Regions from separate parts of the Homo sapiens genome. Here region 2 is linked to region 1. The links are chromatin loops, found by intact Hi-C in ENCODE. Cell type or tissue: PC-9. All regions are shown on one strand. Links, peaks and the distances in the headings refer to the core of each region. The heading gives the core; the rest is flanking DNA.

Region 1 (6,252 bases), core at 650-5,649:
GGATCTAGCCAATTTAATATTTTACTCTCAAGTATAGTAACTTATTTGTCCTATGTACTTCACTGCCTTTTTACTTATGAACGATTGTCTGCCTCTAAATTTCTTTTAGCTATCTTCTCCTTTCTTCCCCTTCTTCTTTTTATTTTTAGAGATGGGTTCTTACTATATTGCCTGAGCTGGAGTGCAGTGGCTATTCACAGGTGTGATCATAGCACACGACAATCTGAAACTCCTGGGCTCAGAGATCTTCCTTCCTCAGCCTCCTTAGTAGTTGAGACTACAGATGTGTGCCACCATGTGCAGCTGTCTCCTCCTTTCTAGTGCCGTTGCCTCTATCTTAGATCAACCCTTACCTGTTTTCCTCCAGGCTGTGGCCACAGCCTAACTCATTTTCATATTTCCAACTTTACCCCCTTCTAATAAGTCTTCCATGGCGTCCAGTATGGTAACCATTTGCTGAGTGCTTATGACTGTAAAGAACGTGCGAAGCCTGAAGGTATAATACTCGTTGGGCTCTACTGTAACACTTGGCTCCCCCAAACACAAGTCTACTTATTCAGATACAATTTGTTAAGGAGAGCTCTTTATTTTTCCAACTCTGGATATCAAGCCCTTGACTCAACTAGACAATCTTGGCTCTGGGAGTGCCTGGGCATGTTGCGTAGTTGGTTGTTAGGTGGGTTTAAACTCAGTGCTGAGTATGCCTGTCAGGGTCCCAGCCTCTGGGGAGGCTGAGGGGGGAGGATCGCTTAAACCCAGGAGGCTGCAGGGATCCATGATCACGCCACCGCATTCCACCCTGGGTGAAAGAGTGAGACCCTGTCTCTTAAAAAAAATAAAAATAAACTCGCTACTTCACAAAATGAAAAAGATTTTCGAGAACGACAGAATCTACACTCTAAAATAAAAAATATGTCCAAATCCCTGTGCACACTTAAACACAGAGAACGGGTCCTGATGACAGTCACCAATTCTTCGAGACCTTAACCATCTGACTAAGGAGTAGCCTCTGCCTGTCCCAGCTTGGATTATCCGCTGTGTGTCCCAAATGCTGTTATCTAGACCGGACCTGGTGCTTCTTACCTCCAGCCATTGCCTGTGAATGCTGGGAGGGGCTGTACCGGGCAGCACCATCTCTTTCTCCTGTGAGCACTCTGTCAGAGGCTGCCCTGATTCCTGTCTCCTTTGTTCCAGATCAGGCTGCTCTGAAAATTAGTATTGCCTCTGCACACTGTGATCATGGAAGAGATTTTAGGTTCCTTGCTTGAAGTATGAGCTTAAAAAAAAAAATCTCTCATTGAACCAAAGCATGATAGGTTTTGTGTAGTTCCATTAACATCCCCTAGGCAAGAGTGGATCAGGATGTTGCCATTAAACACGTCATCCACAATATCGTGTGGGTTATACTAGCATAATCGCCTTTTAGATTTATGCTCTGTGCACCTTTATTAAATCTCACCATGCCTTGGCCTCTACAGTGAAGCTCACGGTATCCAAATAACATTCTCTGCTTTTTCTAAAGATTTGGGTATTACCTCCTGCTAAACTGACGCCCTCTCCATACCACTCTGCATTTTATTTCTATTACTTCTTCAATTTTTTTCCCAGAGGTAAAGACAAGCAATAAGGCTGAGATGCAAATCAACGTAGCCGCTAGTTAGTTTCATTTGCGTTTTGGTAGTCATTATTTTGTTCTTATTTTGCCACCCGTTACTGACTAACCCCAAGCAACACTGCCTCCAAAAACACGAGCAATGATTCTTGATGTTTTTATTTTCCTCACCCAGTCTTTCATCGTCCAGTGAATAGAGTGTGATTGATTTAACTTCTAAATATATGTTTGGGAAATTTTCCCTTTCTTTTCTTCCTTACAGACATGGTGCTAGTTTGAGCCTTTCTTATTTTTGACATCAACTGTCAAACTTTCTTTCTAGTTTCCCTGCTTATGTCCCCTACCGTTCATTTCCCCTCCACTTAATTGCTAGAATGATCCATTTAGAATATGTCTTAAAATTGTCAATGGCTTAATATGTGAATGAGTTTCTTTGGCTATCACACAATCTTGCCCTTTCAGCTTGTTTTGCCTTCAGGCAGTAATGGGATGTCAATCAGAAAACAGTCATTAAAGGCACAAGTTTATTTAGACGTCAAAAAGTGGTTGGATTATAGTCACTTTGCTTAGATGGAATGTTAGCCCCTGCTGTGGAGCTATCCAACTCCTGAGCTTTTTTGTTTGTTTGAGACGGGGTCTTGCTCTGTTGCCCAGGCTAGAGTGCAGTGGCATGATCTTGGCTCACTGCAACCTTTGCTTCCTGGGTTCAAATGATTCTTGTGTCTCAGCCTCCCTAGTAGCTGGGATTACAGGCACCTGCCACCACATCCTGCTAAATTTTTTTTTTTGAGTGGAGACAGGGTTTCACCATGTTGGCCAGGCTGGTCTTGAACTCCTGACCTCAGGTAATCTGCCTGCCTCGGCCTCCCAAAGTGCTGGGATTACAGGCGTGAGCCACTGCACCCAGCCTAACTCCTTAGCTTTTTGAACGCCCTCTCGTGCTGGTTTGAACCTTAGCCATCTGTGTTCCGTGACTTTCTATACCTGTTGTAGGCTGTGGAGCATACCTGTTTCAGACTGCAGTAGTTATGGTTGTGTCAGGGCCTAGGAGAAATTTTCCCTTCACCCTCTGAAGGTTCGCTGAAAAATCAACTCACAAAAGGCAGATTCATTTGAGAAAAGATGTACAAATTTTCTTAATGTGTACATAGGAGCCTTCAGATTGAAGACCCAAAGATACAGGGGAAACTGTCCATTTTTATGCTTAGGTTTAACAAAGTATGGGCAGCTGTGTAGGCATAGGATTGGACGAAAGGGTGTGGTCTAATGCGAATAGACTGAGTGGGGACACCCAGCAAGGCCTGTCTGTCCAGATTCTTGCTGGCCTCTCTGGTCAGCTTTCCTTCCTTCTGGTGTGGGGTGGGGCCCTCTCTGGAATCGGATCTCATACCTACACTCAAACAAGGTGGGTCAGAGAGTGTCTTTATCGCCAGTTCTTACCCAGAAAGGCGGAGCGAAAGTTAGAGTAATACTTTTAGGTTTTAAGGCTGGCTCTGGGGCAAAGGGGTTGTGGTTACTGTGACGGTCCTGGAGGAAGAGGGATTCTGGTTTCTATATCTGGCCTCAGGGGAGAATTGGGCTGAGGAACCGGAAGGCAGAAGTGAGCAGAGAGAAGCTCTTGCTTCTGAGGCTGTCATCTGGGGTACTGTTTCCTGAGCCTCCGCAATTGCTGCAGATGCTGCAGCTTTTCCAGTAGCTCAGTAATACAACCAATCACTGACGTGCTTTGTAATACAACCAATCACTGACATGTGCTTTTTTTTTTTTTTTTGGCCATGTGTAAGCAGCATTTGTAATTTAGGGCAGGTATCACTGGCATCACTGGGAAACTTGAGGGCAACGCACCACCCAGTGGCTTGGCTTTTCCCAGTGGAGCCTCCTCCACCAAGAACTCTCTGCAGAGGACATGGCTCTTTGTTAGGGGCACACACCAGGGGCCACAGAGCACCCCCTGCCAATCATCCTGTTACACTACACAGTAGTTCTGTGTTTAGAAAAGAGCAGTGAATTGAAATAAGAAGTAAGGAATTTCCATATGTCAAAACCCAGTTACTAGCTGTTTGTTTATTTATTTATTTTGAGACAGAGCTTTGCTCTTGTCACCCAGGTTGGAGTGCAGTGGCGCGATCTTGGCTCACTGCAACCTCTGCCTCCCGGATTCAGGGGATTCTCCTGCCTCAGCCTCCCGTGTAGCTGGGATTACAGGCGTGCACCAACAAACCCAGCTAATTTTTGCATTTTTAGTAGAGACGGGGTTTCACCATGTTGGTCAGGCTGGTCTTGAACTCCTGATCTCAGGTGATCCACCTGCCTCGGCCTCCCAAAGTGCTGGCATTACAGGCGTCAGCCATCTCGCCTGGCCAACATGTCTAAATCCTTTCTCTGAGGATTTGTATCTAATTCAGAACCCGTCAATGCCAAAAATTACCCCTTTTCTTTAAGTGCATTTCTTTATGCATGAATCCATTTCAGTCTGTCTTTCCTACCTATTTCCCATGACAAATTCCAAAATGAAATTGCTGTGGAATCCACTGGAGTATTTGTTATATACAAGTTGGTTAAGTGAGATTCTTTGGCCTAATCCGGAGCTTTTTTTGGCCTATGAGCATTTGATCCTTGTTCAGAGCTGGATAATTGTGGTCAATGGGATTTCTACTCAATGAGATTTCAAACTCCATCACTCTCATACACTCCCTTTTCCTGGTCCTTACTGATCATTCTCTCTGGCTAATTTTAATCCAAATGAAATTCTGTGCTGAGAATTTGGGACCAAACTTTTCCGATAATAATATTTTCAAAAGAAAACAATGAAGGGATTGGCCAGAATTATTTGAAAATTAAATTCTTTCAGGAAAACTATAATTTGCCCACATTTTACTTCTCTGAAAAAGAAATTGTTAATGTTACAGTGTGACAAAGTCACTGTTCTTCAAGTTTCTTATTGTTGAGGCAAAGTTCTCAGAGAAGAACCCTAGTCCTTCATTCTCAGCTGACCTGTCCGGGCCAATCAGCAGAAAGTACTGTCTAGGACCACAGACACTGAGACCTGACTCTGAGCAAGAAGGCAGCCGGGCACTGGGCCCGGTGCACCCGGGATCCTGGCGGGGGTGATGCCACTGCCATGCAGCACCAGGTGTCGCCCGGGCGCCATGACCGCTGCATCTGCTGCAGCAGAACGGATGCTCACGCCGCTGCCACTTTCCTCCACTGCCCTCACCTCCTTGGCTTATTCATTCCCACTGGAGATCTGAACCTAAGTCGAGCTTCGGTTATGAGGACAAGGGAAGACTTACCTGGTCTTCTTGGATTCTGTGTTGGGATGGATCAATAGAGTAGAAGTTTGGATGGTAGGGAATTACGCAAACATACAGACAAGGAGTTCAGGAGGTGCTGTGACACCAAAACAAGTCCTCTGTACCTTGGCCCTGACTTAGTTCACTGCTGTTGCTTCAGTGGCATCAGGGCTTGCCCTGTCACTCATAAGAGAGGTAGGCTGAGAATGAGAATTTTGGCCCCCGGTGGGCCTATCGTCCTAATTCATTCTTCTTTCTTGTCTGTGTCATGGATTCTTAGAAGCACACAACTAGTAAATCACATGTTTTCAAGTCTAAAATTAAAGTAAGTGTGCAAAGCCATGTGATCAGATGAAGGGGTCATTAAAACACTGATGCCTGGCCATACATGGCAGCATGGACATGGGCCCAGCCGGGGTGTCAGGAGGCATCCCCGGCTCAGTCACTGGCTCCCCGTGTGATCATGCCCCTCCTGTCTGTGCTTCAGGAAAGTGCTAGGCTCCGAGGAGCTGGTCTCCAGGCCTCCTTCATTCTCTGAGAGTCTGTGATTTTCAAGTCACAGTGATGTTTGCTGAGGGAGTGGGTTGCATCATCTGGGATGATGGTGTGTTTTGTTCTTTTGTGGGGACTGAGGTGGCAGCTCTCTTTGGCATAAGCTGAGCTGTGTCAGCGCAATGGAGCTGATTGGCTGAACCTCAAAAGCAGACCCCAGAGAGATATTGATTCTGACAGTGCAGCAATTACAGGGAGGCACTGGTGCCTTGCGAGGTAAGACATCTGGGTGCTTGTGACACGGCTGGTCAAGTCTTCAGTGTAACATGTGATGTAATTGGTATGGACAGAGGGGCTCTGGGTTCAGACCATTCTTAAAAGGAACTGGAGATTATGTCTGTAAAACTGAAAACCTACACAGAAATTTTCAAATCGATTTTTATTTTTGATGATTACTACTAATAAAAATGACTATCTCTGTTTATTTTTTTTTTTACTTCTGAAGCCAACCAATTTGTTGGAAAATCAGTCAAAATCTAATTTTGATGTTCTGCAAGTTCCCTGGGGGCCATGAAGCACCTGGTGAGTCTCACGCCCACTTTTCCCCAACACCTGCCAACATTTTCTTCTGTGTTTGATCCTTTTGCTCTTGTCTTTTTCATATTTTTCCTTCAATATGTTCCCATAATGTCTTTGCTCTTTTAAAACATGCATATTTCTGTGGTTCTATTGAAAGAAACCGGAATATTTTACCCTAAAATATGCTTCTTTGGCATATTTCGAGATCGGTATTCAGAGGGGCTGGAGAACACAGGAATAGCTCTGAAAAGCTGTCCTTTGTGAGGCAGATTTGCA
Region 2 (6,252 bases), core at 425-5,424, 260 kb after region 1:
AAAATACAGGCTAGAGGTTGAAGAGCAGGCGTGCTGAATGAGAGTGGCGTCGCAGCGATGGCCAGCGCTGAGGGGTATCAAGGTCTTATTCATGCATTCTCATGTCTTTTGACTCCAAGATGCCTTGGAAGCATTCCTTTGCTCTTTTCATTTTCAATTTTTGAAAAATATACACAACACCTGGGCAATTCTGTGTTGCTCTTTTGAATCTCTACATGGCCTCTCCATCTGCCCACTTTTCCAAAGGGTCATCTTGGGTTTTCCCCTCTCCTGCAGTGGACTCAGTGTCGCCTGCCAGGAGAAGTGCCACTGCTGCTCCTCTCTTCTGGCCCACAATTGTCCGTGCCTGGGCTACAGTGACAGCCACCTGATTCATTTCCCTACCTCTCCAGTCTAGTCTCCACACCACAGCGAAGGCAATCTTTAGAAAATCTTTATAAAACCTCCAGCTCAAAATTTTCTCTGGCTCTTCACTGTCCTTCGAGCAAAATCTGAAACCCTGAGCATAATTTATAGAAGACCTGTGACTGGGCTCCAGCTGACCTCTCCAGCCTCATCTCTCCTCCCACCCTCCCTGCCTCGCTAGGTTCCAGCTGCACAGAGAACTTTCAATTCCCGCATTGCTGGGCCTCTGTAAAGGCTGCACCTCCCCACCAGGAAAAGCTCTCCCCACCACCTCTTCCTTCACATGGAGAATTCTATCCCATCCTCCAGGTCCCAGCACAGTCCCACCTCCCCCAGGGAATGTGCCTGACTCCTCTGCATTAGGTTGGAGGCTCTCCCTGCTGTGTGCCCATGGCACACTGTGTTCCTCATGAGATCTTGAGCTTCTTGAAGGCGAGGGCTGTGACTGGTCCACCAGTTGTATCCCAACACCTGGGACGATGCCTGGCCTGTAGCAGGTGTTCAGTGAATATGCATTCGTGGAATTTCTAAGTGAATGAAGGAACACAGGTTTCACCCTTGCAGTCAGTGGAAAAAGTTGGTGAGGGACTGAATCCTTGTTCTGTTGTTTATCCATGAAGCCTATATATTTCTAGTGCAAAAGGCCCAGTGGGTCTCAAAACATTCTTGGAGGGGTTTGACACACTGCTATTAGTAGTGACTCATAATTCCACGATTCCCTGGGATACAGAGAAGGCAGGGGGGTAGTACTGTTTGAACAAAAATCTTCCCAAGACCCTGGCAAAGAGATCTTCCTTAGGAATCAGTGGCATATGCGTTTATGTTCTTTAACAGGGAAAGTAAAAGTGAGCGCACTTTTTTGAAGCTCATAAATACTCATGTGACTGTAAATTTAGAAATGTTAATTAATTGGGCCTAATGTTTGATCTGGAAAAGTACTTAGCAGTCACCAGGAATTTGCCTTGAACTGACTCGAACCACAAATCAGAACCGTATTTCCACAATTTAATTTTTCCATGAGACAATCATAAAAACTCTGCTGGGATTATATTACTAAAACCTTTATATCCCATTGCATTGGATATGTTTGTAGGTGAGTAATGTTAAATTTAAAAAAAAAAATTAATAAAGCATTTGTTTAGGACCTCTGTATGCTTGATAAAGTAAAAAAAAAATATATGAAAATGTTACCCTAACCTACAATAACTAAACTTGAACATAATGATAAAAGCAGAAGAAAATAGTCATTGAAAACACTGTAGCAGAGTTGAAATGCAACTTAAACCCTTAATGAACTTAAGCTTCTTTATCAATAAAGATTGTCAGTCAATACTTAACTATAAAAATTTAAGGAGTTTCATCTGATGACCATTAAGAATTATCCCAACTAATAATGTATATAGCATTTATTGTGAAACCACAATAAATATAAAACACGGTAGTCAATGTCATTAAAACTTAAAATGGAATGAGCGTAATTTGAAAAACAAAATAGCCCTGGCACTTCTTTTTGTTTAGAACAACGTATAGAAAGCACATGCCTCACTGAGAATACTTAGTGGAATCTCGATAACCACAAAAGCAATTAAATGCTTTTAAATTATAGAAAACACTAAAATTTTTAAAGTTGTTCACCCTTGGTAGCTTTTAAGTAAGGATCACTTGTGATTTATAGTTGTAGCTTTTCTTGAACACGTCCTCTTGCACTGATGACTAACAAAGTTAGTTTTAAACGGAGGTTTGCTGGTGGGTTTTTTTTTTTTTTTAATGAAAAGAAACAACAACAAAAAAATCACACCAAGGCTAGAAAGATGCATATCAGTATCTTTGCTCTTTTGCCTTTTATGAGCAATTAGAGTAAACCATAATCATACCTCCTAAATGAGTTTCTGAGTGTTAATATTAGTGCTGTACTCAAAGGAATGTCCATGTTCCACATGGAAAGTGTTAAATTACTGAGATTAGTGATTTGTGTGTATATCCATCTGTTGACTGACCATCTGTATGTGTGTCACTGACTGTTGCGAGGCTTCTGTGTTCCTTAGCAGTGCCTCCAGGTCACCATAGGACATTTAATTATTGCATGACTTAAAAGATTCAATACGGCAACCACAGCAAAGAGAAAATTCTAGTTCTGCCACTAACACTTCCTTTAACACAACTCTGCTCAAACATGTGCCTTTCATTGCATTCCAAAGTTATCGATAATTACCAGCTATCATTGTTTTGGGTGTTTTCTCTGCTAATTTCTATTGGCATGCATTCTAGATAGTTGCCCATTGTAACTATAAATTGACTATTTAAATAAACAAAAGCATAATTCATGGAAAACTGCCATTCTAAGGTATGATGCAAGATGGTAGATATTCTGCTTCCTTTTCCATATTCTATCATAGAGATGCATTACTATAAATCAGGACTTGGTATATCCATTTGTTACATATTTTCTTAATGTGGGAGTCAAAGTGAAGCTACATAGCTAACAAGTCTTATTCATTTAGTAAGTTGGCTGCCCTCTGCTGTTCATAATGTTTCTTAAACAGATTCGTTTCCTCTAAGAGAAGTTTCTATCTCCCCTTGGCAAAACAAAATACTATTCTTGAAAACAGAAGTTATAATAATTAATGATATCATTCAGTGTGTAACATTAGAAACTATGAAGTTTAAAAGAGTCAGAGGTTAGTTTTCCTGTAGAAGAAATAGTATGTCTCTCTAAACAGAAGAGAAATTACTGGAAATTCTCTCTCCTGTCAGTTACCCTAAAAACCAGCTCCAGCAAAGCCATTTCACGAACAATTATGCATCTATAATGATCTAAATAATAATTGGAGAAAAATAGTATTTTATGGACATTAAAATCTCAATTAATACTATTGCAACTATTGAATCAAATATAAATTGAATTAAATTTTTAAATTCAACAGAAAATAGCAAATTGGTTACTAGAATATTTTGTCTCTACCAATTTCACTATTACTTCTGAGGTGTAAACCAAATATAATACTGGCATAAAGAAGGAAAAATATCTCAAGATTTCTAGGCATTTTCCTATGTCTAATAGTAGGATGTTCTCTCTGAATTTATTTATTACAAAAATAACATTACAACAATAAAGCAAAATAATATTTAAAAGAAAGAAAAAACAAACAGTCGCAATACCAGAACACCATTGTAGTCGTTTGTGTATGTGTGACTTCTTTACTGTGTTCATGCAGAGACAAGCTTTGTAATACCTTTGTAACTACTGTACAGGTGCGTGGTTAGATTCCGTTTTGACTGCTTGGTATCTCATTGTAAGCATTTCCCAGGGACACTACACAGTCTTTATAATTATGATCACTACATCTTTTGGATAACTTAGGCTTTTGCACTATTTTGTCACGATGCCTCAAACTTTTCTATCATTGTCTGTAATTACTCCTATAATCTTTTATTATAAAATATTGAAACAAAGTCACATCACTAAAAACACTGTGAGTATAATTTATTAGTAAGTGTAGACTGTGTATCATTAGCAAAACTTGTAAATGCAACGAGTCAATAAAACAGTAGAACAATGTCAAAATCATGGCTTTTGTTGGAATATGGAACATTTCAAGCTCCCAGCACTGCGAAGGTTACATAGCATTTTTTTCACAACCAAGATGTCGCTATTCAGTTTAAGTCCCTGAGTTTCTTTAAGAATTGTAAGCAAATGATATTGAATTGTTCTGAAGCAGTGAGCACTTAATAGTCCTCCTAGAATATGTCTTGGGAGTCACAGCTCCTCTCCTAGCCAGAGTGAATGGCTTTTAGGGAACCATATAATTTTTCTTAGAATTTTTTTTCTGACTTAAGATACTGTACTCTTCAATTGTACCACATTTAATTAGTGTCATATAGTAATTATCAAAGAAGTAATAACTTGTATATAGTACTTTAAGCTCTTAGATTTACTACAAAATCAGCAGCCTAAATCAATCTAGTCAGCCATGTATTATTTGAAAATATTAAGGACACTGCTGGGTAAGGTAAACACTCTACATCTGTTTTCTATTACTAGAATAATTGTATGTATTTTCTCCAACTGTTTATATTAACACTGCTAGTTTTTTCATCTTAAAAACAACATTCAGAAACCTCTGCAGGGAAGCAGGTCAATTATAAAACTGGCTTTTTCTCTAAATTAGAACATCGAGGAAACCAAGATGGGATTTTACCCCAGGCTCCCTCCCCTTCCCCGCCATCCACGGTATTGTGAAGAACCAGATCCCCTTCTCAGCTCAGAGCAGGCAGCCGGGAGGTGAATCCTGGGGATCCACTCCTGGTGGGCAGGGCTTCGCAGCGGCCCGGATCGCTCCCGAGGCGTCTGGGTCCCTAGGGACACTTCGCCGTCCGGAGGCCTCTCCCCTCCCGGCCTAACGCAGGCACAGCGCGCTGCCAGGGTGTCCTCGCGGTTCCGCCCAGAGCCTCCATCTAATGAACCAGTTTCTGCACCCCTCTTTCTTGCAGCCCCCTCTCCCAACAACTCCGACACCTGTTCCAAGGGAACCTGGCCGGAAGCCTCTTTCTAGCTCCCGACTCGGAGAAGTCACTGGTAGCCCCTCCCCTCCGCCCCGGAGTGGCGCCCCCACACCAAGCTCGCGCGCCCCGGCTCTGTCTCCCACCCGGGTGAGCTCCTTCCTTCCTTACCTTTCTTCATGCCCGGCAGAGGTGCAGGTGCAGCCCTTGCTTGCTCAGAGCCTGGCGACTCCCACTCCCCCGGGTCCCGCTCGCACCCATCCAGGCCCCAGAATCTTCTCATCCACAGGCCCCTGAGAGCCCCCCAATGCCCTGTCCCCCTCCCCCCAGCTCGCCTGTCTTCCCACCCCTCCCGCACCCTTCCCCATCCCAGGCTTACCACCTGCCTGCACCCGAGTGAATTGTCTGCAGACTGCGGGCTCCCATGCTGGGACTGCTAGCCACCAATGAGGGCAGGGACGATGAAGTGACTCGCCCAAAAGAGCTATTTGGTGACTGGGTTGAGCCTATTCCAAACATCAGGCGTGCCAGCCAGACCCAGTCTCGCTGCCGCAGAGAGTGGTCCATAGTTCATGCCTCAAGCGTAAGTGGATCAACTCAAGCAAGAGTTGCCCACAACTTATGCCAATCAGAAACGATGGACGCAGGAAACAGCTAGGGACCCCCTGCCATGGAGCTCGCCTTCACATCCTCATGCTACTCGTTTTACTTTACTTCCTCCGTTCTCTCCTGCTGAGGTTCGTGGGGTGAGAGTTGATGCATGTTTGCGTGTCAATGCGCGCGTGAGTTTTTCATGCCACACAGCGTTTCCCTCACTTTGCTCAGTGTGCCTTTTCCTTCCCTTTTCCTTCACATCTGCTCTAGACTGATCGCATAAATCCAGATGACATAGATTTAGAAAATGAGCCCTGGTATAAATTCTTTTCAGAACTGGAGTTTGGACGCCCGGTAAGTGAGGCTAGACTATTAATATAAGAAAACTAGGAGTATACTGTTTGATTTCTAAAATACAATTATCAGTAGACGTGGGTGTCATTCAGAGAACAAAGGCCGAATGCATAATGTATACACACACTTGGTACAGCGTAGTCCAGATTCATTTCTGTACCAAATGGTCAAATGTGCTCAGACATTTCCTATGTGGTTTGTAGGTCATTCATTAAGATTTCTTTACATCTAATTCATTACAAGTTCAAAATCTTGAGGTAGTTTCTGTGATGGAATATTCAGACAATTATTACAGCTGTATAGAAGATTTGTATTTGTTTACAGTCTATTTGGTCTAGTTCAAGCAGAAGAGCACCTTGACATTGAGTCCTGTTTGCTGAGCAAACATCAGGCACCTGG

What was found. A loop is a pair of places that touch in the nucleus more often than their neighbours do. Peaks named below come from ENCODE experiments on the same cell type or tissue, not always from the same donor. Only the 100,000 strongest peaks of a DNase experiment are listed, where the experiment ranks them.
Region 2: a loop joins it to region 1, with 6 times the contacts of the local background. A loop is called at or near these places in 3 of 110 quality-filtered maps.

What each region holds. Positions count from the first base shown.
Region 1 is chr4:185,894,024-185,900,275 of GRCh38, reverse strand. It overlaps a transcript of SORBS2 not described here. Among named protein-coding and RNA genes, the nearest start is that of SORBS2, 85 kb to the right of the region's middle. In PC-9, for the core only: a CTCF peak has its summit at 3,531; a DNase peak (open chromatin) is centred at 2,965; H3K4me3 peaks cover 709 bases; H3K27ac peaks cover 3,382 bases.
Region 2 is chr4:185,637,680-185,643,931 of GRCh38, reverse strand. It overlaps SORBS2 (sorbin and SH3 domain containing 2), which reads left to right. Exons shown (of 27, transcript NM_001395207.1): 14 at 4,897-5,055; 15 at 5,770-5,853. Among named protein-coding and RNA genes, the nearest start is that of SORBS2-AS1, 53 kb to the right of the region's middle. RefSeq lists an enhancer at 4,923-5,562. In PC-9, for the core only: a CTCF peak has its summit at 2,955 (motif pointing left); no DNase peak of the experiment used is centred there.